Linked DNA regions of Homo sapiens: all the other regions are linked to region 5. Evidence: chromatin contacts called from ENCODE Hi-C or POLR2A ChIA-PET data. All regions are on one chromosome and are shown on one strand. Each heading gives the region's core, a stretch centred on a gene start or an enhancer-like site at or near the end of the contact. The rest is flanking DNA. Distances are from core to core; before and after follow the strand shown.

What was found. Hi-C counts contacts between places; a loop is a spot of excess contacts on that map. ChIA-PET counts read pairs that join two places held with the same protein, here RNA polymerase II (POLR2A). Pooled maps may share reads with other maps.
Region 1: a map of CD8-positive, alpha-beta T cell shows a loop between it and region 5 (14-fold over the local background). The contact joins the promoter of GCH1 here to the promoter of TXNDC16 in region 5. A Hi-C loop is called at or near these places in 1 of 168 maps with a recorded cell type or tissue (CD8-positive, alpha-beta T cell), 1 of 37 single-sample maps with no recorded cell type and 8 of 50 pooled maps.
Region 2: a map of B cell shows a loop between it and region 5 (12-fold over the local background). The contact joins the promoter of DMAC2L here to the promoter of TXNDC16 in region 5. A Hi-C loop is called at or near these places in 5 of 168 maps with a recorded cell type or tissue (B cell, CD4-positive, alpha-beta memory T cell, CD8-positive, alpha-beta T cell and 2 more) and 14 of 50 pooled maps.
Region 3: a loop to region 5 is called in a map of CD4-positive, alpha-beta memory T cell, with 9 times the contacts of the local background. The contact joins the promoter of RPL36AL here to the promoter of TXNDC16 in region 5. A Hi-C loop is called at or near these places in 2 of 168 maps with a recorded cell type or tissue (CD4-positive, alpha-beta T cell and CD4-positive, alpha-beta memory T cell) and 13 of 50 pooled maps. POLR2A ChIA-PET finds 5 or more read pairs at or near these places in 2 of 52 experiments (B cell and H1).
Region 4: a pooled map shows a loop between it and region 5 (13-fold over the local background). The contact joins the promoter of DLGAP5 here to the promoter of TXNDC16 in region 5. A Hi-C loop is called at or near these places in 1 of 37 single-sample maps with no recorded cell type and 5 of 50 pooled maps. POLR2A ChIA-PET finds 5 or more read pairs at or near these places in 1 of 52 experiments (PC-3).
Region 6: a pooled map shows a loop between it and region 5 (7-fold over the local background). The contact joins the promoter of NEMF here to the promoter of TXNDC16 in region 5. A Hi-C loop is called at or near these places in 8 of 50 pooled maps.

The regions. Positions count from the first base shown.
Region 1 is chr14:54,900,894-54,904,991 of GRCh38, reverse strand. GCH1 (GTP cyclohydrolase 1) reads left to right here and starts at 2,166. Exons shown (of 6, transcript NM_000161.3): 1 at 2,166-2,671. The coding sequence starts at 2,329. RefSeq lists silencers at 1,812-2,451, 2,862-2,911, 2,922-2,981.
Region 2 is chr14:50,311,050-50,314,695 of GRCh38, reverse strand. It overlaps DMAC2L (distal membrane arm assembly component 2 like), which reads right to left and starts at 2,372. Exons shown (of 6, transcript NM_001382507.1): 1 at 2,307-2,372; 2 at 70-105. L2HGDH (L-2-hydroxyglutarate dehydrogenase) reads left to right here and starts at 2,467. Exons shown (of 10, transcript NM_024884.3): 1 at 2,467-2,685. The coding sequence starts at 2,546. RefSeq lists silencers at 1,988-2,217, 2,278-2,407.
Region 3 is chr14:49,619,106-49,622,835 of GRCh38, reverse strand. It overlaps RPL36AL (ribosomal protein L36a like), which reads left to right and starts at 2,210. Exons shown (of 2, transcript NM_001001.5): 1 at 2,210-2,274; 2 at 3,696-3,730. MGAT2 (alpha-1,6-mannosyl-glycoprotein 2-beta-N-acetylglucosaminyltransferase) reads right to left here and starts at 2,037. Exons shown (of 1, transcript NM_002408.4): 1 at 1-2,037. The coding sequence starts at 1,567. The coding sequence ends at 224. RefSeq lists silencers at 1,546-1,655, 1,956-2,165 and enhancers at 1,387-1,937, 2,326-2,435.
Region 4 is chr14:55,189,935-55,193,904 of GRCh38, reverse strand. It overlaps DLGAP5 (DLG associated protein 5), which reads left to right and starts at 2,320. Exons shown (of 19, transcript NM_014750.5): 1 at 2,320-2,442. It overlaps LOC105370508 (a long non-coding RNA gene), which reads right to left and starts at 2,232. Exons shown (of 2, transcript XR_943888.3): 1 at 2,103-2,232. RefSeq lists enhancers at 2,024-2,576, 2,577-3,130.
Region 5 is chr14:52,551,255-52,554,897 of GRCh38, reverse strand. TXNDC16 (thioredoxin domain containing 16) reads left to right here and starts at 2,393. Exons shown (of 21, transcript NM_020784.3): 1 at 2,393-2,582. GPR137C (G protein-coupled receptor 137C) reads right to left here and starts at 2,062. Exons shown (of 7, transcript NM_001099652.2): 1 at 1,307-2,062. The coding sequence starts at 1,750. RefSeq lists silencers at 1,593-1,792, 1,803-1,872.
Region 6 is chr14:49,850,772-49,854,373 of GRCh38, reverse strand. NEMF (nuclear export mediator factor) reads left to right here and starts at 1,586. Exons shown (of 33, transcript NM_004713.6): 1 at 1,586-1,679; 2 at 2,499-2,567; 3 at 2,709-2,811. The coding sequence starts at 1,621. It also overlaps RN7SL3. RefSeq lists a silencer at 477-536 and an enhancer at 1,340-1,579.

The sequences.
Region 1 (4,098 bases), core at 917-3,416, 2.4 Mb before region 5:
ATACGTGTAAGAAAATGTTAATTTTTAGGGTAAAAATTTCATTAGAAACTGTCTTTGTGGAATACAATATTAGTTAATCTTTACACATGTTTTTAAAGGAAGACGAAAGATTGCCACTAAAAATAAATTCGTACTGAAAGCATCTCTATCTACTCTCTCCATTTTTAAAGTACCTCACTTAGTATCTTTGTTTTCATTTGTTAAATGCAAGGTCATCCTTTGAATGTTGTCTTCAACTATGCTTGAAATAGCTTGAGACCCAGCAGATAATTCTGACCAGGAGGTATCAGCAGACAGTGGGCAGCACAGTTAGAGGAAAAAAATGTTGCAGGGCCCCACTCCCAATAAAAACCTACAATAAAAAATTTAAAAATTTTAATAAAGAGGAAAATGACAAAGAGGTTTTCCAAAGGATGTTCATATTCTCTATTTAAAAACCCCACTGGGCCGGGTACGGTGGCTCAGGCCTATAATCCTGAGCCCTGGAGTTCGAGACCAGCTTTGGCAACATGGTGAAACCTTATCTCTACCAAAAATACAAAAATTAGCCAGTCTCATAACCCGCTCTTAAATAAATAGATTAAAATTTAAAAATAAATAAATAAATAAATAAATAAATAAATAAATAACCCCACTGATATGAACATTTCTTCCATTTTGGAGTAAAGGTGCCTACAAGGCTAGGCAATGTCCATATTTCTTTCCTGAATGTTTCCAACGGGGCTGCGCCTAGAGCAGATGTATCATAAATACTAATTACTTATTATAATGACCAAGCTACATTGTTAGCATAGAATAATTCCACAGGCTTCCCTATTGGTTTGTTTGATCCTAAGCCTATTAATACCTGCTTCTATGTCAGAAAATCTACATTAGGCCAGGCATGGTGGCTCACACCTGTAATCCCAGCACTTTGGGAGGCCGAGGCAGGTGGATCACCTGAGGTCAGGAGTTCGAGACCAGCCTGGCCAACATGGCAAAACCCCACCTCTCCTAAAAATACAAAAATTTAGCCGGGCATGGTGGCAGGTGCCTGTAATCCCAGCTACTCAGGAGGCTGAGGCAGGAGAATCGTTTGAACCCAGGAGGCGGAGGATGAAGTGAGCCTCAAAAAAAAAAAAAGAAAAAAAATATTATTTTGATACATGTTTTAAAGCTCACCTTCGGCATTATGAGATAATCCCTCAAGTGAGGAAAAAGGTCCATTTATTAATCTCAAAGAAAACAGTTACAGCAGATGTCACTGGTTAAGAGTTCAGTTGGTGAATAGCATTTCACAATTTGTACCAACATCTGGGGAAAGACGCTTTGCATGGAACTGTAAAACAATTGAGCACCAAATCTGCACAACTGCGTTTCTAGAAAATGCGATGGGTTTTATAGAGATGAGGTCTTGCTATGTTTTCCAGGCTGGTCTCGAACTCTTGGCCTCAAGCGATCCTCCCGCCTCGGTCTCCCCAAGCGCCGGGAGTACAGGCGTGAGCCACCGACGGAAATGGATTTTAAGTGAAAGTCCTATCTTCGTTTGCAAATCAATTTTTCCAGGATCAAAGTTCTAGCAACCATAAATCCTATCCTTCTAGACATAGGGACCCACATAAGGGCCACTTGATGTGACACTTGCCCCGACAGCGGTGCCACCTGGCCCCTAGGTGGCAGGTGCGTTTTTAACTAAACCCAAGAGTCTGAAGTCACATTATTCTCTTGCCTTGAAAGCTTAAGAGTTGGTTCCTAATCGGTGGCTTAACTCGGTCTCTCTCCAGGCAAGGCCACCTGTTTGCTGATCTTTCACAGGGCGAGGGGACCGGAGCCCTTCAATGCAGCGCCCTCTTGGCCTGAAGAGGGGGCGACTGGGCGCCCAGACCGCGTCTTTCTCACTGAGATCCCAGCTCCTGGACGACTGCCTCTTTTCGGGTTCGGCTCATTCCGCAATAAGTGGAGGGGTCCCGCCTGATCCTAGGGGCCGGCGCCCTTTTCCTTCCCTCCCTGCGCTTGCGAACCCCTCCGGGCGTCTCCGGAGCCGCGACCCCTGCTGGGGACCCCGGGGGCGGGAGGCCGAGGGGCGCGGCGAGGGCCGTGACGCGAGGCGGGGCCGGCCAATGGGAGCGCTCCGCGGCGCAGGCTGAGCCGCCGGGCCATAAAAAGGAGGCGCGGCCGGGCTTTCCAGCCTGTGGCCGCTCCCGGCTCGGAGTGTGATCTAAGCAGGTTGCGTACCTTCCTCAGGTGACTCCGGCCACAGCCCATTGTCCGCGGCCACCGGCGGAGTTTAGCCGCAGACCTCGAAGCGCCCCGGGGTCCTTCCCGAACGGCAGCGGCTGCGGCGGGTCCATGGAGAAGGGCCCTGTGCGGGCACCGGCGGAGAAGCCGCGGGGCGCCAGGTGCAGCAATGGGTTCCCCGAGCGGGATCCGCCGCGGCCCGGGCCCAGCAGGCCGGCGGAGAAGCCCCCGCGGCCCGAGGCCAAGAGCGCGCAGCCCGCGGACGGCTGGAAGGGCGAGCGGCCCCGCAGCGAGGAGGATAACGAGCTGAACCTCCCTAACCTGGCAGCCGCCTACTCGTCCATCCTGAGCTCGCTGGGCGAGAACCCCCAGCGGCAAGGGCTGCTCAAGACGCCCTGGAGGGCGGCCTCGGCCATGCAGTTCTTCACCAAGGGCTACCAGGAGACCATCTCAGGTCAGTGCGCCCGCGGGCTGCTAGAGCGTGCGGGCGGCGGGGGCGGTGCTTGCAGGAAACGCGCGCCGGCTCCAGGAAGTTTCCGGAGTTGCCTCACTTTTGGCGCAGGAAGCCGGGCGCTGTCACCTCCGAACCCGCCCTAGCCTGCCGCCCTGCCGAGGCCCTGCGTGGGGCACAGTCGGGGCTTCCTGGGTGGCAGCGACCTCTCAGCCCCGGAACTCGCTGCAGCCGCCTTCCAGGGGCCCTTCCCGCTCCCAGCGCGCAGCCCTCCTAGAACGCCCCGGGTGGGCGTGGACGGGAGCCCGGAGCCCTCTCGCCTGAGCGCCCAGCGCGGGATTCTCGGGGTACCTGCGGTTCCAAACTTGCCCACGATAAGGATCACCTGGGCACTTGCTGCGGCGACGGCTTCCTGGGTAGTTCCTTATTGAGATCCCATTGTCAGGGTGTGTATCTGGATTGAAGCCTCGGCGCGATCCTTCCCCGAAACCTCGGGGACCTGCATTCCCACTGATTTGCCAGGGGATCGGAGTCTTAGAGTTGTGCTTTTTTTTTTGTCCACCTCAAGTTTACTCCAGTTCAGGACATTTACAAAATTCGGCACAATTTTGGGCACGGGCTTCCCCGGAGTTTGAGGTGTGAGGTTGATTGGGTGAGTTTGCTGCTGAAATCTGTTTCCTCCCCCCACCCCCAACCCCGCAAAAAGCAGTAAAGCTACTCCGGGATTCGGAGGGCTCCGTGGGTTCCAGGACTCAGTCTCATCCCCGCACCCTCCCACCCTAAAATAAAGCCGGGTTGACCCGGTGCTGTTAGCGTCTGAGGCGTGTCGGCTTTTCACCCAGAGGGTGGGGATGCAATCAGTGTGGGTAGGATGCAAGATGGGGTGATGGAGAGTGGAAAATGGGGACTTTGCTGCCTGTTGGCCAGAGAAGCAGTATTGGTCTGTGTTTAAAAAAATAAAGCTTCTGGCTTCTACAGCTGGGACCAAAGACATTATTTTCCAGTCTACACCTTCCGTGTGTCTTGGTGACATTTATTTATTTGCCCTAAGAAGCATTCTACCGTTCACTGTTTTTTGAAAGAAAAACAGTGCGCTGGAAAGGCAATCTCCCTGCCCCAGTTATTTCTCTGAAGGAGTGTAGAGCGATTCCACCAAATAGACCCTGGGAAAAAGAAAGTTATTTTTTGCCCAGTCTTCCACACCCCAAAGGAAGGGTGGGAAATCAGAATGTGAAAGAGACGGGGCCCCAAAAGGAAATGATGCTACACTCTAAAACCGGCAGTGACTTCTAGTTCTGTTTCCAAATTCACTTTTTTTTACCCCTCAATTGCAAAAGTTTGGAATCTCAGAAGAGATTTCAAAATACAAAGACTGAAAAATAAACTTTCAGTTTTCTGTGGGATCAGCTCTTTGGAGGTCTAGGGCTTTA
Region 2 (3,646 bases), core at 1,123-3,622, 2.2 Mb after region 5:
CACTCCAGCCTGGGCAACAGAGCATAACCCTGTCTCAAAAATAAAAATAAAAAATAAACATGCACTTACCATATGACCCAGCAATTGTACTCTTGGGCACTTATCCTAGAGAAACAAAAACAGGTTCACACAAAAGGCTGTACACTCATGTTCACAGCTGCTTGATTCACAATAGCTAAAAACTAGAAACAACTCAAATGTCCTTCAATGAGTGAACAGTTGAATGTACTTGTATTAGTCCATTTTCACACTGCTGATAAAGACATACCCGAGACCGAGAAGAAAAAGAGGTTTAATGGACTTACAGTTCCACATGGCTGGGGAGGCCTCACAATCATGGTGGAAGGCAAGGAGGAGCAAGTCACATCTTACATGGATGGCAGCATGCAAAGAAAGAACTTGTGCAGGGAAACCTCCCGTTTTTAAAACCATCACATCTTGTGAGGCTCATTCACTATCTGGAGAACAGCACAGGAAGGACCTGCCTCCATAATTCAATCACCTCCCACCTGGTTCCTCCCACAACACATGGGAATGGTGAGTTACAATTCAAGATGAGATTTGGGTGGGGACACAGCCAAACCATATCAATACTGTAGTACATCTACATTATGGAATACCACTCAGTAATAAAAAGGAAGGAACTACTGATACATGTAACAGTTTGGATATATCTCAAGGGATTATGCTGAATGAAAAAGAGTCAATAAAAGTTACATACTGTATAATTACAATAATTACATTTATGTAACATTCTTGATATAACAAAATTTTAGAAACAGAGAATAGATTGGGTGGGGCTGCAAAGGTAAGTTGTGGTTATAAAAGGGCAACTGGAGGGACCCTTGTGGTGATGGACCTGGGCTGTACCTTGACTGTGGTGGTGGATACAAGAATCTACACACCTGATAACCATATAGAACTAAATATACACAGAGAACACTAATACAAAATGAGGAATCTGAATGAGATCAATGGATTGTGTGAATGTCAATTACCTGGTTGTGATATGGTACTAGTTTTGCAAGATGCTACCACTGGGAAGACTGGGTAAAGGGTACACAGAATCTCTATTCTTACAATTGCATGGAAATCCACAATTACCTCACAAAGTTGAATAACCATCTCTTTTTTTCATCTGTGATGGAACAAGCAGGCAATATTCTACATTGTTTTAACAAATAAAGCAAACTATGTACCACTGTTCTGGTGGTAAAACCCTTTAACCATAATAAATGTCATCACGTAGCAAATGCTTCACTGTGCTAAACACCTGCTGACCTTATCTCGTGTAATCCGCTCAACGGCCCTAAGACTAGGGAGACACTGCTATCATTCCTAGTTCACTGAGGAGGGTCTGAGGCAAAGAGGTGAAGTGATTTCCTGGAGCTACCTGACCAAAGACTGGAACCAAGATTCTTAGAGGCACACGAAGTCCTTCTGGTAATAAATCTGTATAATTCTATTTGTTATGTTCAGCTGTCCTAACCCTAAAAATTAAAAACTGCCATCAAGCATACAGAATGAGTGTTAGCAACACCGGCACAGTGACAATTTTAAAGAGTTAGAAGGTCCTTTAGAGATTACACAGCCCATCGCCCTCATTTTTACATAAAGGGAATCAGGTGAAGTGACCTGCACAGGTGAGTCGCTGCTCAGAGACCGCACAGCACATTTAAAACTGTATCTCGGTTCAGTACTCAAGAAAAGGACACAGACTTATAAATGGTGGCAAAAACCGAGCTGTCTGGTTCTTCCGGTACCCAGTGCCGGGTCGAGTACAGAGCAGGCGCTCCATATTTACAAGACGAATCAATGACTGAATGAATAGCACCGCCAGGAGCCCCATAAAAGAAGTCCAGAAGACTGCGGGCTGTCAGTCTTCGCTGTGACAAAGAGCCTCCGTGAGGAGCGAGGATTAGGGCCGGACAGGGAGCGCCCTTCTAGTGGACGCTCGACTGGGCTGGGGCCGGGATGGAGACGGTGGGTGCCCAGGCCCTCCGTCTACCGCGGGCCGCGTGCGGGGCCGAGCGAGGACCCGGCTGGAGCTGGAGCGGGGGCGGGGCGGGGGCGGGGCCGAGGGCGAGCCGGAAGAAAGAAGCCGCAGGGCCCGCCCAAACAAGAATTTTCACCGTAATCCCGCCCAGAGTTTCTCCCACGGCCCCATGTCCGCATGGCGGTGAAGGTCGAAGACGCGCGACCCAAAGGGCCAGGTTTTCAGTCAGCCCAGCGTTGGCGACGGGCGAGGGCAGAACACAACCACCACCCTAGTCCCGCCCGGCTCGGGGCCTAGCTTCTCTACTCACAGCGTCGGAGGGAGGGAGGGAGGGAGCGAGCCAGCGTCCCCGCGTCTGCGGCACCCTGGCCGGCCCTTCGCCCTCCGACGCGCGCGCCTATTGGCCACCGCAGCCTCTCCCACATGGGGCGAAGGCGCGCCACTTCATTGGCCCCCGCGTGAGGGGCGGGGCTAAAGAGCGCGGGTCCTCGGCCGTGGAGGGTCAAGTGGCTTCTTCTGAGCGCTGAGGGAGGGGAGCGTGCGTAGGGGATGGTGCCAGCGCTGCGTTATTTGGTTGGTGCCTGCGGACGGGCCCGCGGGCTTTTCGCCGGTGGCTCCCCTGGGGCGTGCGGGTTCGCGTCTGGGAGGCCAAGACCGCTGTGTGGAGGTAGCCGCAGCGCCAGCACCAGGTGAGTGGCCGCTGGTCCTCCCCGCCGCCTGCGCTGCTGCCCCTCGCGGAGGCACCTGGTGGTGGACCTGTGCCCCTGTTCGTATTTCCCTGTCCCGGGGTGAGAGCAGGTTGGGGTCCTGTGGCACTCCAACCTCGGATCCCAGGAGCTACCAACCTGCAGGTTCATTCGTTGTATTTACGGGCCGGAGGAAAGGCAGTGTATAGAGTAGAGGTCGGGAGTAGCTCTGGCTTTGAACAACCCGTCCACTTTCTGTTGAACTCTGGGCTAGTTACTTAACCTCCTTAAAGGCTCAGTTGTGAATTGGACCTTAGTCTCTCCTGTAGGTGGTCATTTGAAGGATAAAAGGACCTAGCACACAGTATAAGCAATCAAATATGCTCTTTATAAGCTGGAGTCTTTGGCGTTGCTTGGAAGATCTGAATACAGTCTTAAATCAGTTCCTGGCACACCCCGCATAGTGTTGCCCCCGTCGGAGGCAGCTCTTATGCTAATGAAAGCCCGCAGAATTCAGTGTCCTGTGATTTATAGTTTGGACGTCACATTCGAAACCATTGTCTTTCTCTGTCCTCTGTAGAAGAAACAGTTTGTGTGAAGGCTGTAAGGCTTGGAGAGGTTTTGGCTATTTTGACGACTAGAAGGTGGGCCATATGAGTGTGACTGAAGTTTAGTGGAAGACATATGGTGTGGAATGACCCAGAAGGACTACATCACAGCAAGGTTTTTAGTTTATTTTAACCACACGTTGACTTTTATTCTAAGAGCCACGGGAAGCTATTTAAAAGGGTTTTAAGAAGAGGCTACGCTTTAGGAGGCCGAGGCGGGCGGATCGCCTGAGGTCAGAAGTTGGAGACCAGCCTAACCAACATGGTGAAACCCCGTCTCTACTAAAAATACAAAAAAATTAGCCTGGCGTGGTGGTGGGCGCCTGTAATCCCAACTACTCCGGAGCCTTAGGAGA
Region 3 (3,730 bases), core at 961-3,460, 2.9 Mb after region 5:
GATAACAGATTGAGCTTTAAAACCCTACTCCCAAAATGAAACCTTCAGTTTTAAATCTTAATCAGACATAACTGGAAAAGATTACTATGTATTTGGACACCTTTTACAAGATTTTGTTTTTGTATTAAAGCAGAAACCAGTTCCTAAACTCTTTTATTCAATTGTATGTCCTGTTTGGACAAATATCAAAAATAGAAGACTGTCGCTTTTGTAACTGTGATTTTCACTGCAGTCTTCTATAACTTTTACAGAGTTCATGGTCCCTAATATCTCCCCACCCTCCATTTTTTCTAGGTGGGGAAATGGCTACCACAGTAAACTTTTCACTGATAGTTAGAGTTTCTGGAAACATGTATTGTTTGTTATTATTTAAGAGTGACTCAATTTGGGCACTCTGAGTGGATGGTCTACAGGTTTTCTTGTGATGCATACCACAGTCTCCAGCATGAAAGATCCTAGGAATTTGAGGAACCAGCACTTTCCAGAATTTTGGAAGACAAGATACAGTCAAGTATTGAAGAGTCCAGTCCCAGTTATAATCATCATAAGTACAGAAAGTGTCTGTGCACTCGATCAGCTTCTGATAGGCATTCCGGGTCAAGGCTAGACCCATATTGTGCTCTGTGGATTTCCAAGTTTTCACATCTACCTTGTCAGCCATGCCATAGAAACTGCGACTGGCACTATAGGTCCCCAGGGAGAGAACATCACATTCAGGGCACTCTTGCTGCTTCAGTTTCCACATCTTTTTGAAGACATGGTAAAAGTCTGGGGCTAAGTAGTGATCCTCTTCTAGGAAAAGTATAAGGCCAGCATAATCTCGAAGAATTTTCACTCTTTCCCACACAAAATGCAGCTTCCACCACCAGTGATGTTTGGTCTGGGAGAATTTGGCCTCTCTATAATGGCCGAAGGAGTCGGGATACTCAGCATTGATGCACCCCAATTTCAAAGCGGCATTCTTCGGCAGGTCTCTGGGACAATCTCTAGGGTCACTACCTGGAAACTCGTTAGGGTACAACTGAATGCTGAAAGGAAAGAACACCTGCAGAACCGGACAGAAATTCACCCCGGCGATCAGCTGATTGATCTCGGTCGACCAGAAGTCATGGCTAAAGATGACGAGGACGTTGTCAATTCCCTGGGCTTTTCGAAGTGAGTCCAGCAGCAGTCTGAGGTATTCGGGCCGGTTATGCACCTGGACCACCAGCACCAGCTCCCGGGGGGCCCAGGTGCCAGCCTTATCTACATTCCTCAGGGTCTGATCAAAGTTCAGCTGGTACACCAGGGACCGGTACCGCAGCGTCAGGTTGTCCGCCTCGGGCTGGGGGACCGCCGGGACCAGGGAAGCCGCCGACACGTTGGAGACCCTGCGGATGCCCACAGCCACAGAGGGGTGGTCCCCACCGCGGCCGCCGGCACCCCGCGCGGGTTCGGCGTCCAGCAACGGTGGGGCGAGGGCCTCGTTCTTCCTTTGTCGCCCATTGCTGCTCCAGAGGACGAAGCCGCAGGCGGCCACCACGAGCGTCAGGATTAGCACCTTCCGTTTGTAGATGCGGAACCTCATGGTCTCCAGGGCCGGGAGCGCAGGCGGGCGGGCGCGGAAAGGAGCAGCTGCTTCTGCACGGAAGGGGCGGGCGGGCGGCGGCCGTCGCCTTGGCCTGTCACGGTCGGAACTGGCCCCCGCGGCTGCCCTCGCTAACTCATCCCGGGCCCCGGGGGTCCTGGGGCCCGAGACCTCTCATTTACCCCGCGCCGCCTGCGCTCCACACATCCTCGCCTGGCAGCTACAGCTCGAGCATCGGCGCCGCCGCTAGGAGCCGCGGCTCGGCTTCGTCTCCGTCCTCTCCATTCAGCACCACGGGTCCCGGAAAAAGCTCAGCCGCGGTCCCAACCGCACCCTAGCTTCGTTACCTGCGCCTCCAGCGGCCCTGCGTCCTCTGCGCTCTCATCCTTACAGGGGCCCTAGACGGCCAGAACTGAGCGACGCGGCCTCGCCTCACTCCGGCGGGGACCGTTATGACAACCCGCAACTGCCCCGCGGCACACCGCGGCCCTCCGGCCCACACCCCTCCGGCCCGCCCCTTAGACCGTTGGTTGGTGCTTTCCAGACGCGACCGAAGGCGCCTGACCGCCGTGGCCGGCTGCCTATTGGTTTGCAGTACTGTCGCTCAGGTGCAGTTCCCACTTCCGCCTGTTTCTTCCCTTTCCTGTTAGGCGAGAGCTGCGAAAGGCGAGAGCTGCGAAGGGCCAGGTGTCGGGCGCTGTTTCTCGGTAAGCTAAGAACGAGGCTGTAGCGGCTCCAATAGGAGCCTCCCTTGCTCAGAATCCTGGGTAGGACTAGGCCTTCTTAGGAAAGGGAAGGCGAGACCTATGGCCCTCGCCGGCCTTAGTTCGAGAGCAGGCTTCTCCCTTCAGGAAAAAGGTCTCAGGCATGGCGGCTATAGAATCGCGGGGCGCGCCGGCTTGATAAGGACACGTCAGCCCTCGAGGCTGCTGACGGGTGACTGTGCTTCGGAGGGGAAAAGTGATACTACGCTGATGTGGTTCTCGTAGAAGGAACGGGGCGGGTCGTAACCGTAGCTACAACGTCGCGCGCTGCCCCAGCCATTCTCTAGAGCTGGAAAATGGAGGAGGTGGGTGGGGGGAAGGGGGTCAAAGAAACTCTGGTCCTTAACTTCCTTTTCGGAAGAAAATTAGATGAACCGCACTTTTCTTTTGGAGCAGTCACAATAAATTAAACTCATTTCGTACGGAAAACGGACTGTATTGGGCCTCCTAAAGCTGCTGCTGTCGGTTTTCGTGAGTCTTGTTCTATATGAGAAAAGAAGAATGGCTCGGAGCATTGTTAATTATTTGAGATGTGCAAAATTTGCCGGGCCCAGAGAGACAGCAGTATGGGACTTCAGACACCTCCCCACTTAATGCCTGGCATTTTATTCCTGACTAGCTGCTTCACCCATTATGTCCGCGTTCCTGGAATTTGTCATGAAAAGAATGATGTATAGCCAATCAATCGCTTGTGTTATTTTAATGTAAATTCTTGGTAGACAATTTAGGAACTGCCATTTTTTCCTCTAAAAACCCACTTGCAACTGCTGCTACTCAGGGCATTTTGAATCTGTGCTCTGGGTTGCAATCCTCAAACTTGCCCCAAATAAACATTCTACTTATATGAATTGTGCCTCAGTTCTTTTTTTTTTTTGAGACGTAATTCCGCTGTTGTTGCCCAGGCTGGAGTGCAATGGTGCGATCTCGGCTCACGGCAACCTCCGCCCCTCCCCACCCCGCCCAAGCGATTCTCCTTACAGGTATGCACCACCACCACGCCAGGCTAATTTTGTATTTTTAGTAGAGACGGGGTTTCTCCATGTTGGTCAGGCTGGTCTCGAACTCCGGACCTCAGGTGATCCGCCCTTCTCGGCCTCCCAAAGTGCTGGGATTACAAGCATGAGCCACCGTGCTCGGCCTTGCCTCAGTTCTTTAGGTCGACAAATTAGTCCTCCAGTAATTTAAACGAAGTGTTTCAAAAAGGTATGTACTTGTATGTGCGTTTATTCATATGGAAAAAGAGTACGTGGTGGATTTATATATTACTCATTTATGTGTACGGTTTTCCTGTATATACTTGTATAGCACTTTCACTTTTCGGAATGTTTAACGTCTGCTATCTTATTTTAAATATTTTACTACAGTTTTCATCATATAGACAAAACAGCCCTGCTGCAAA
Region 4 (3,970 bases), core at 1,071-3,570, 2.6 Mb before region 5:
AATGAACTAAATAAGGAACCAGGGACCAATCCTGGAGAAACATAGATATAGGAACTTTCAGGCAGAGAATTCAAAGCAGCTGTTTTGAGGAATCTCAAAGAAAATCAACATAACACAGAGAAGGAATTCAGAATTCTATCAGATAAATTTAACAAAGAAGCTGAAATAATTTAAAAGAAGCAGAAATTCTAGGGTCAAAAAATATAATTGACATGCTGAAGAATGCATCAGAGTTTCTTAATAGCAGAATAGTTTTCTTTTCTTTTTTTTTTTTTGAGACAGGTTCCTACTTTTTTGTCCAGGCTAGGGTACAGTGGTGCGATCATAGCTCACTGTAACCTCAAACTCCTGGGCTCCAGTGATGTTCCCACTTCAGCCTCCCAAGTAGTGGGACTAGAGATGTGCGCCACCATGCCCAGCTAATATTGTATTATTATTATTATTATTATTTGGTAGAGATGGGGTCTTGCTATGTTGCCAGTGCTGGACTTGAACTCCTGGCCTCAACTGATTCTCCCATCTTGGCCTCCCAAAGTGCTGAAATTACAGGTATGAGCCACCATTCTCAGTCTCTTTTTTTTTTTTTTTTTTTTTGAGATGGAGTCTCACTCTGTCACCCAGGCCAGAGTGGAGTGGTGCGATCTCAGCTCACTGCAACCTCCACCTCCTGGATTCAAGCGATTCTCCTGCCTCAGCCTCCTGAGTAGCTGGGACTACAGGCGCGCACCACCACACCCGGCTAATTTTTGTATTTTTAGCAGAGACGGCATTTCACCATATTGGCCAGGGTGATCTTGATCTCTTGACCTCGTGATCCCCCCGCCTTGACCTCCCAAAGTGCTGGGATTACAAGCGCAAGCCACAGTGCCTGGCCAGAAGGGTGAACATTAGAGACTGACAACCCCACGTGCTGGAAAGCATGTGAAACAAGTGGAACTCTTATATGTGGCTGGTGGGAATTGTAAAATGGTACAACCACTTTGGAAAACTGCTTGGCAATTCCTTACAAAGTTAGACATGGGTGACGGCACCCGCCTATAGTCCCAGCTATTCAAGAGGCCAAGGCTGCAATGAGCTATGATTGTGCCACTGCTCTCTAGCCTGGGGGACGGAGAGACCCTGCTTCTAAAAAAAAAAAAAAATTTTAAGTTAAACATACCCAGAATGACCCAGAAATTCCACTCCTGTATTTCCTCAAGATAAATAAAATATGCCCACAAGGACTTGTACGAGAATGGTTATAGCAACTTTGCTCATCATCACCAAAAATTGAAAGCAATACAAATCCATCAACTGGTGAATGCATAAAGTATTCAATGGAATGCCTCTCAATAACAAACACTACTAACTTCTGGTTCACGCAGACCCAAAAGAGTACCTATCACCTTCATTTTTATAGTGCTAGAAATAAGAGGAGTGGTTGCTGATGTGGTGGGAGATGGACAGGAAAGAAACAGGCCACTCTTCTGAGTGATGGAAATGCTCTACGTCCTGATTGGGTGGTAGTTACACAGCTGTTTACATTTACCAAACTCATCAAATTGTCCACTGGGGGGGAAAAACTATTATTTTCACTGTATACGAAAACTTCGCCTCAACAAAAAATGAACTAAAAAAGAAAAAAAAGGGGAGGGGGGCTGGCGACGTTGAAAAGTAACGCTAAACTATGTAAGGATTTGATAATTGGGGTAAGCCTTTTCTTTAAAACGTCTAGTAAAGAAAACATTCCAAGAAGGTCTGCTAGATTCTGTGACTAAACAAGGACATTAAAAAGCCCTGAATCCAGCTTGGTCAACGTAGTGAGGCCCTGTCTCTACGGAATTTTTTTAAAGTTAGCCAGGCGTAGTGGTGCGCGCCTATAGTCCCAGCTACTCGGGAGGCTGAGGTGGGAGGATGGTTTGAACACAGCAGCTCAAGGCTGCAGTGAGCAGTGGTCGGTGCCCACTATACTCCAGCCTAAGGGACAGAGACCTTGTCTCAAAAAAAAGAAAAAAGAAAAAAAAAAAAAGCCTTGCGAGCTCTGGGGGAGATTTCCCGCAGCCCAGCTTTGCCAGGGACCCAGCCTCACCCCTCGGGCTCCACCGCCCACTCCCGCCCTTCACCTGACGTGAGCGCCCCGACTGCTCCACTCCTTCTCATCCCGCGTCGCGGTCCCGCCTATTTTCCCTCTCTCACCCATCTTTTGAACTGGCCCTTCACCTTTCAATCAATTCAAATATCGCACGGAGCAAACCAATCGCAAGCCTCGTTGAGTGGAAGGGGTGGGATCTTCCCCGGAAGTGTTGGTTAAAGCCCCTCCAATCAGCGGCTCGGTGCGGCAAGTTTGAATTTCGTGGAGGCTCGGGTTGTGAGGGTTCCTGCTTCGGAGTCGGCGGTGGTCGTCCAGACCGAGTGTTCTTTACTTTTTGTTTGGTTGAGGTTTCACGCTAGAAGGTGGCTCAGGTAGGTGGGTGCTGGAGAGCTGGACGGAGAACACTGGCCCGCTTCCGTTGAAGGTCTAGAAGGGTCTGAGGACCGGGGGCTGCGAGCGGGAGCAAGTCAGAGGCAGGCTCCTTTAGGACCGTGTTACCTGCCCTTCCCGAAGCTGATAATGCGAGCCTTTAGAAGAGTCCATATGTTTGCCCTGACCTCTGTAATAGTCAGCGTTTCACCACCGGGGCGTAATTGACCTTTGGGGTGAAACTGTTCTTCACTAGCTCCGACATTAAATTCCCGTAGCTCTTCCCAGGTCCCATGGCAACTAAAAACGCCCGGTTGAGAACCTCTAGTCAAGCAAGATTAACGCATTCTGGACTTTCAAGCTGGAGGAAACGCCACTCAGCCAAACAAAATTTAGGTGTGTGTGGAGCCAGGGCTGCCTTGCTTGGGATCCCAGCTTCACCACCTTTTAGATATGCTAATGTGAGCAGTTAATTGACCTCATCTGTATGAGAGCGATAATAGTTAACTACCTTTCAGGGTTATTCTGATAATTGTACCTTTAATGTTGTCCTCGCTCGCTCTTTCTCTTGCTGTGGATAGTGCTATCCTGTATTTAATACATAAGTCTTAATTTTTCTTCAATCTTTAGCGAATTAATATTGCAGGAGATAAATAGTAGAAGACAGTTCTTTATGAAAAGCACAGTCCATTGTCACTTTCCTTGGGTCTTAGAGGAGAATGTTATTAGCATGCAGGTCAGACAGATTCTCGTTTTTTATATTTTGTTGATTGCTTAGAATCATGTAACAATGTATTGCATTACTTGTGCCAATTTTTCTATTATCTGGAGTTTTCTAGTGGATTTAGTTAATTCTTGTTGAAGAATATACCATAGTGTGTCTATCACAGAGCCTCCCCCTTACCTTTTTTTGTTTTTGTTTTTTAACTGCCAAGACTTCTGAGAATCAGTATCCTTTCTCCAGTTTGGCTTGGTAGTTCTCTATACCAGCTACACAGGTGACCCCCTCAAACTTTCTAATTTTCTTTGTTCTCCCTAGTTGGATCTACTGACGTCGTCTTTATTGTCCTCTTTTGTTTTGCTTGAATACATTCTCAAAGATCTTTCCAAGAAAAAGGCATGTGCCAATTAAACTATATGATTTTGTGCGTGTGTGTGTGTGTGTGTGTGTGTGTATGGCTTTTCTTTTTTAAAATTTATAGAGACGGGGTCGTGTTATGTTGCCCAGGCTGGTCTCAAACTCCTGGGCTCAAGCAGTCCTGCCTCGACCTCCCAAAGTGGTAGGATTACAGGCCTAAGCCACCGTGCCGGCCTAAACTGTATGATTTCTTGTATGGATGAAAATAATGGAGCAAACTGATAGGGTTATTGTGAACTATATATTTGGTCTTGTTCTGTTTTCTGGCAAACAACTACTAAAATCCTTGGAGTCTTCAAAGTGGTACCTTTTTGTATGCTAATGATTGACTGATAGCTGGATGCCTCTAAATAGCTTCAGGATTGGGGCTGGTCACTAGACAGACCAAGGCA
Region 5 (3,643 bases), core at 1,144-3,643:
ATGGAGAAGGAAAATAATAAAAGTTAAATTAGTTTTGTTGTTTTCAACTATTGTTTTTAGTGTGCTAAATAGCTGACATTATGACTGATTATAAAATTATGCATTCTACTTCCTATTAAAGGAGAAAAGAGTTGGTTTATGCAGGAAATATAAACACTTAATATACGTCATTTTTTTTTTTTTTACTTTTGCTTGGAACTACATTAATTCCATCACCTCCAAAAAAGCCTTTGAGAGGATTAGCTGCATAGGCCAATATTATTCTATATTAGTCTGTATTAAGCATATGATGTCACCTTGCTTCCTCCCCTCCTCAAGCTTTTCTTTTGGTGGGAAGGAGGACTTTTTTGGGGGAAAGTCTTAAAATATTATGGCTTAAATACCACAAGCTGACACACATGATTGACAACCTTACACTCCCAAACCTGTTTGAAATGGGTCAAATACCTAAGCGCTGCAGAACAATGCAATCCAACCAGCAATTCCCCATAAAAGAGAAAGGGGGTGTGATTAGGTTCCAGATATTAAGCAAGTTATTGCAAAAACAGTTTGGTGGTTTTGTTTCTGCAATAGGCACAGGTTAAGCTAGTATTTTTTTCTCTTAATTAGCTCCAAAAAAGACTATGCTAATAGGAGGTAGGATAAACCGCTAAAGCACGAAGCAACTGGGGCAAACATTAAGGGCTTTATGGAGGTCCTTATCCTGATCCTCAGCATTGGTTATTGATCATCAACCCTGCTGGGGAACTATCGAACGAAATTTATGTGAGGCTTATCGAGCCACAGGAAAGGAGATGCAGGAGGGAATATAAGCTTCTAATAAAAGAAACGCAGCAACAATAGCAGAGGAACAGCTCTGCCTGGTGACGTAATGGCTGGCAGCAGTCCAGCTTCAGCAGAGCTGCTGCTACCTCAGCATCCAACCTCCCTCAACACAGTCCGGCTTCGGCAGAGCCACCGGGGCTGCTACTTCTTGCGATGCCACTTTGTTGGTGCCACCAACGCCTTACCTCGGAGGGCCAGAACACCGAACAAAGGGTTCGTTCCGTTGCTGTTTTAAGTTGTCAGACACACACACTCACTCACTCACCCCCTAGCCCGAACCCCTCAGTAATCAAGCCAATCAGCCACTTAAGTTTAAGGCGAAAACACTGGCTCACACTCCAGGTGTGCCTCAGTTTCCCCAGGCTGGTTTCCAGTCCGCCTCTCGCTGCCCACCCCCCGCCCCCGCTGGTCCTCAGCGGGAGTTGATCCCGGCGGCCCCGCGCACCCGCCCGGGCCCCGCATGCCGGCCCTCCCGCCTTACCTCCGCCAGGTAGAGGTTGAGGAGACAGAGCGTGGAGAACTGGAGACAGGAGGGGAAGCAGTAGAGCAGCCAGTGGGGGAAGAAGTGCAGGTGAGCGGGCGGCCGGAGCAAGGGCAGGGAGCCGCTGAGCGAGAAGGCGGCGGAGAAGAGGGTGGTCCTGAGCGCTGCCCACAGGAGACAGAGGAAGAGGCAGAGGCTCTGGTAACTCAGCCGCCGCTCGCGGTACAGGAGCAGCCGCCACAGCTGCAGGTAGGCAAAGGCGAACAGCGCGGCGTAGAGCAGGGCGTGCAGGACGCTCAGCGCCAACTGCACGGAGCCCGGCACCGCGGCGCCTGAGGCTGCAGCGACGGCGCCTCCGCCTCCGCTGCCCCCGCCGGGCGTGGAGGGCTCGCGGCCGGCTGCGGGGGCGGCAGCGGCCGCCGGACCCGGCACGGACACCCTCATGAGGGGGCTGGGGGCCGGGCGAGCGAGCGCGGGAAGGAAGGGGCTGGACTCGGAGCCGCCGTCGAAGGGGAGAAGGACTGCCCCCTTACCCCCCACCCACCCCAGCCTCTAACCCCAGGAAGCGCCGTGACGGGACCCGGAGTCCAGCGCAAAGCAGCCGCGGCTCCCCCGGACCCCGCCTCCTCTTTCCCCCCACCCCCCGGGGGTCTCGGCTCCTCCTGCTGCGGCTCGGCTCCGTAGCTGCAAAAAACAACTCTCGGCTGGAGACAATCAGCTGAGAAACCCGAGCATTTGAGGCGCTCGCTCCGCACTGTGGGCTCGCGCCGATTGGCCCAGGCAGGCACGCCCCCTGAGCGCCGCGCTCGGAAGGCCACGGGCCGCAGGACCCGTCGCTCGAGGGCCCCGAGATCTGATTGGGCGCGTAATTTCCCTACTTTCTCCCGCCCCTGTACTTCCCACCCACGCTGCTGATTGGCCCTGCTACTGCACCGCCCGTTCGCGCCGGCGGGAGGACTCTGTAATCGTCTGTCACTCTCGCTCCGCCCACCACGTTTCCCATTGGTTAGAGAGTGCCTCGCGTAGGGAGCACGAGGAGAAGGAGGAGCTTCGCAGGTTGTTTTTTCCCAGGAGGCCGACTCCGCCGAGTCGGTGGCGGCTGCAGGCTGGGAGGGAGAAGTGCTACGCCTTTGCAGGTTGGCGAAGTGGTTCCAGGCTACCCGGCTAGTCTGGCACGGCCCCGTCTTCTGCCTCCTCCTCCGTCGCGTGGCGGCGGGAACTGTTGGCCGCGCGGCCTCGGGAACGGCCCAGGTCCCCGCCCGCAGGTCCCGGGCAGGTAGGTGACAGCGCTGGCCCTTCAGGCTGTGGGCTCTGCCTGCAGACCCGGGGATTCAGACGAAGCAGCTTTCTGTAGCCAGGGCTGCACTGCACAGCTCCGGAGTCTGACTTAAGACACCCGTCTCTGGGGCACCGAAGGGCCTCACCTGGAGCCTCCTGAGGGCATTTTGCTTTCTCTTTTCGCTGCATGAACGGCGGGAAACACCGGAGCCCTTTGTGGGTCGAGGGGATGGAAAGGGGCGACGGGGAGAATCGGAGCTCTTAAGTGAAAGACCCTTTCCTCCCAAGGCCAAGGGAAATGTCTCTTAAGGAAGAGTAGTAGTAGTATCAGATGGATGTTGAAGCGATCTGTGAGCAGGGGGAAGCTGGTTCTTTCAAACGTAGAATTTGGGAAGATGCTCTGGGCTTAAGTTTTGGGAAAAAGGCAGAAACAGACTTGTAAGTATGATGATTGCCTGGAGAGGAAGTAGAATATTCTGTACTGTTTAAATTCCACATGTATCGAAGCCTTGGACCTGTGTATGGTAGATGGTGGCGCTATTCCTGGGCCTGAGAGAGAAAATACATGCTGTGTTACTGCTGTGAAGAACCGAGGAATAATCAGATCGACTAACGTATATTGGGCCGGCACATAGTTGTTGACTTTTTTTTTTCCTATTTGGAAATAAGATTAGCAAGTAGTGCAAAATTAAAAGGAAATAATTTGTTTTCTTTAGAATACACAGCACATTACGAATTCAGTATCCTTGTGAAAGACATTGCTACGTTTATTGGAGCAACAAAGACCCAGCTTTTCTTACCTCACCATCCTTTGTCCTATGCTTTTTTTTTTTTTTTTCCTTTTTTTCATGCAGGGTCTCGCTCTGTCGCCCAGGCTGTAGTGACAGTTCACTACAAACCTCCACCTCCTGGGCACAAGCAGTCCTCCCACCTCAGCCTCCCAAGTAGCTGGGACTACAGGCACTGGAGCCACCATGCCCGGCTGATTTTTTTTTTTTTTTTGGTAGAGACGAGGTTTCACTATATTGTCCAGGCTGGCCTTTGTCATATGCTTTGCCC
Region 6 (3,602 bases), core at 337-2,836, 2.7 Mb after region 5:
GCACTCATTATCCGTTCATCCATTGATGAAAAGTAGATTATCCCTATATCTTGGCTATTGTGAATAATGCTGCAATGAACATGAACATATATCTTCAGGATAGTGATGTTGTTGCTAGATCACATGGTAATTCTATTCTTAATTTTGTGAGGAGCCTTTATACTGTTTTGCACAATGGCTCTACTAATTTACATTCCCATCAACAGCATACAAAAGTTCCCTGTTCTCCACCTTCTCCCCAATGCTTTCATATTTTGGGCCATTCTGTATGGTTTACTGTACCGTATGACAGTAATGCTGTGCAGTATGTGCTATAGCCATTTTTGCATCTACTGGTACCAGTTCTGAAATAGCAGCGGCGCCCTTTCTGTTTAGAGTCGCCTTCTGGTGGTAGGAATTCTGGTTGCTACCATGTGTAGCCTGCAAGCCTCTAGCAGCTCTTTTGCAGCGACGCCGAGCGCCGGGCGCGGTGGCGCGTGCCTGTAGTCCCAGCTACTCGGGAGGCTGAGGCTGGAGGATCCCTTGAGTTCAGGAGTTCTGGGCTGTAGTGCGCTATGCCGATCGGGTGTCCGCACTGAGTTCGGCATCAATATGGTGACCTCCCGGGAGCGGGGGACCACCAGGTTGCCTAAGGAGGGGTGAACCGGCCCAGGTCGGAAACGGAGCAGGTCAAAACTCCCGTGCTGATCAGTAGTGGGATTGCGCCTGTGAATAGCCACTGCACTCCAGCCTGGGCAACATAGTGAGACCCTGCCTCTTTTGAGTTCTCACCTTATAAAGTAGCCTTTCTTCCCATGCATCTATCCTAAGACAAAAGAAATGCAGAATTTACATTCTTACAGGACTATTTTCCTCACTACACTGTGAATCCCCCCTCCCACCCCACCCCCATTGGGAATCTTCTTGTTTTTATTTTTATCTTATTTCACCATTATCTAGCTAAACACTTGCACATTCATGCTGCCAAGTGTTTATGGAGCACCGATTGTACACCAGGTACTGCGGTGAGTCTCAGGGGTACCAAGACCGAGGTTCGATGAGAATCCTGTAATCAATTGCAGAATGCTCCTTCCGAGAGCAGGACCCATCAAAATAGGAACTCCGTTTTGAGAGTTCGCCTCGATCGTTGAGGATAATCTTAGAAGGACCGAAGCAGTTCCGTTTCGTTACATTTCAAAATCTTATGTCAAAGTAAGCGCGCAGAAAGGGGTCCTTGCTCTTCTACACTGAGCCCTACGGCCCCCCTGTGGGGAAATACTCCTGATAATCATCTCGAAAATTGTTTCGACCAGCAGGGGTCACTATGAAGGCTGACTTGAGCCCAAGACACAATGGGGCACGGTAACCAGACTGGTCCGTAAGGGTTCCAGGAAGGAATGCAGTTTCAAGAGAACAGTTTGAATCTTTATTCGAATTTGAATTTTGGTACAATGAAGAGAGTCAGCTGCAACTTGACAATCGAAATCTTCAGAAAAGCGACACAAATACGTTCGCCTCGAGGAATATTGGGTCTTCTGCGCGGCCGTAGAGCTCCGCCAAGTGCGCCTGCGCGGAGGAGAAGTGGCGTCGAGTCCGGCCGGGCAGTAGAGGAACTTGCGGTAGTGACCCTCGGGCCTCGCCATGAAGAGCCGCTTTAGCACCATTGACCTCCGCGCCGTACTCGCGGAGCTGAATGCTAGGTACAGTACCCTAAGTGACGAGGCTCGTGTGGGGAGTGCAGGAGGCAGAGGCCGGAGTCCCATGGCGCAAACAGACCAGCTTGATATGTTTCCTTATTTCCTAGTGCGTCTATGGACCTGCCTAGGCCTGAGTGGGCAGGCGTGTGGTGTCTTTCCCGTGACCCTTAGGATACCCCTGGGGGTCCCAGGCACCTCGTGCCCCATCCCCCGCGTCCTCCCAGCTCTCTGGCTTGCCCCGCTAGCGCGAAGCTCTTGCATTGTTGGCCTGGGTTGTCCGGGTTGGGCAGGAAACGTTTGTTAAAACACGAGACGCCAGAGTGGTCGTTTGCTTCAGAGGTTTCCAGACTGGGGGCTTGGTTTCTTGAACACCTCCCTCCCCTCACCCCAGAGAGAGAGAGAGCATCGCGGTTTTAGCTGGATTGAGCAGATTTGGACTGAGATCTGGATTCTAGTCTGGATTCTATTATTCAGCCCTGTGAGCTTTGTCATATTTTCGGGGCCCTCTTTTATCTTTTTTTTTTCTCCCTTGTAATAAATTAATTGGATTATATTTTACTGTATTTCTCCCCCAAAATTGGGTCATTTGGAAGACGCAAGCTATAGTGTGTTGTTCCTAGAGCTGATAGACCACTTCTGTTTTTAAATCGTTACTCTTAAGTTTTGAACTGAATCTCCAAATGGCTTTCAGACTCTGCTCCTCGGCTGACTCCATATCCTTAGAGACTGAGATCCGCTCTTTCGAAGCTTTTATTAAATTATGTGTAGTTTTATGTTTCAGACAATAGTGTAACATGTTACATGTTTCCTTTATCTTTGCAGCTTGCTAGGAATGAGAGTAAACAATGTTTATGATGTGGATAATAAGACATACCTTATTCGTCTTCAAAAGTAAGAACATTTTATAGGCTTATTTTCTCTTTGACAATTAAGTATGAGATTACTGATTTTTTTTAACCTACATTTTAAGCCTGTTTAGCAATTAGCTTTGGCATATACCCTAAAGAAAAATTCGACTTTTTTCTTCTACAGACCGGACTTTAAAGCTACACTTTTACTTGAATCTGGCATACGAATTCATACAACAGAATTTGAGTGGCCTAAGAATATGATGCCGTCTAGTTTTGCCATGAAGGTAAACTTGTTACGCTTGAAGCTAAATTTTAAGAGATTGCTCACTAACAATTAAGTTTTTAATTGGGGTTTCCTTCACTGTTACGAATAAAGTGCAGATAAAATGAAGGTAAAGGGAGTGGTTGACAGATAATGGGTTGAATAAAGTGAATATTTATTAATTGATTTCTCCCCATTACCTTTCACATCCTGTTCTGCTCCAGATCTTCTGTTTCCACAGTCACTATTAGAGTTCAAGCTTTTATCACATTCAGCCTTACAGTTCCTTAACTGTAATTCACTTCTCTGCATCAAAACAATTCTAAATTAGACCAACGTTAATTTTTTTGTTTTTGTTTGTTTGTTTTTTTGTTCGTTTTTGAGAAGGAGTCTCGCTCTGTCACCCAGGCTGGAGTGCAGTGGCACAGTCTTGGCTCACTGCAACCTCTGCCTCCCAGGTTCAAGTGATTCTCTTGCCTCAGCCTCCTCAGTAGCTGGGATTACAGGCGTGTGCCACCAGACCCGGCTAATTTCTCTATTTTTAGTAGAGATGGGGTTTCACCATGTTGGCCAGTCTGATCTCAAATGCGTGACCTCAGGTGATCCGCCAGCCTCAGCCTCCTGAAGTGCTGGGATTACAGGCATGAGCCACCGCGCCTGGCCCAACATTAATTTTTTTAAAGTATAATTTTCATTAGTTACCTCACCTTTTATGGTTTCCTGATTTCTAAATCCATATTCTATAGCCTAACATTCTTGGCTTTCTGTGTTCTTTCTCCTCCCTGCCCCACCTTTTTTTCCTAGTCTTATCTT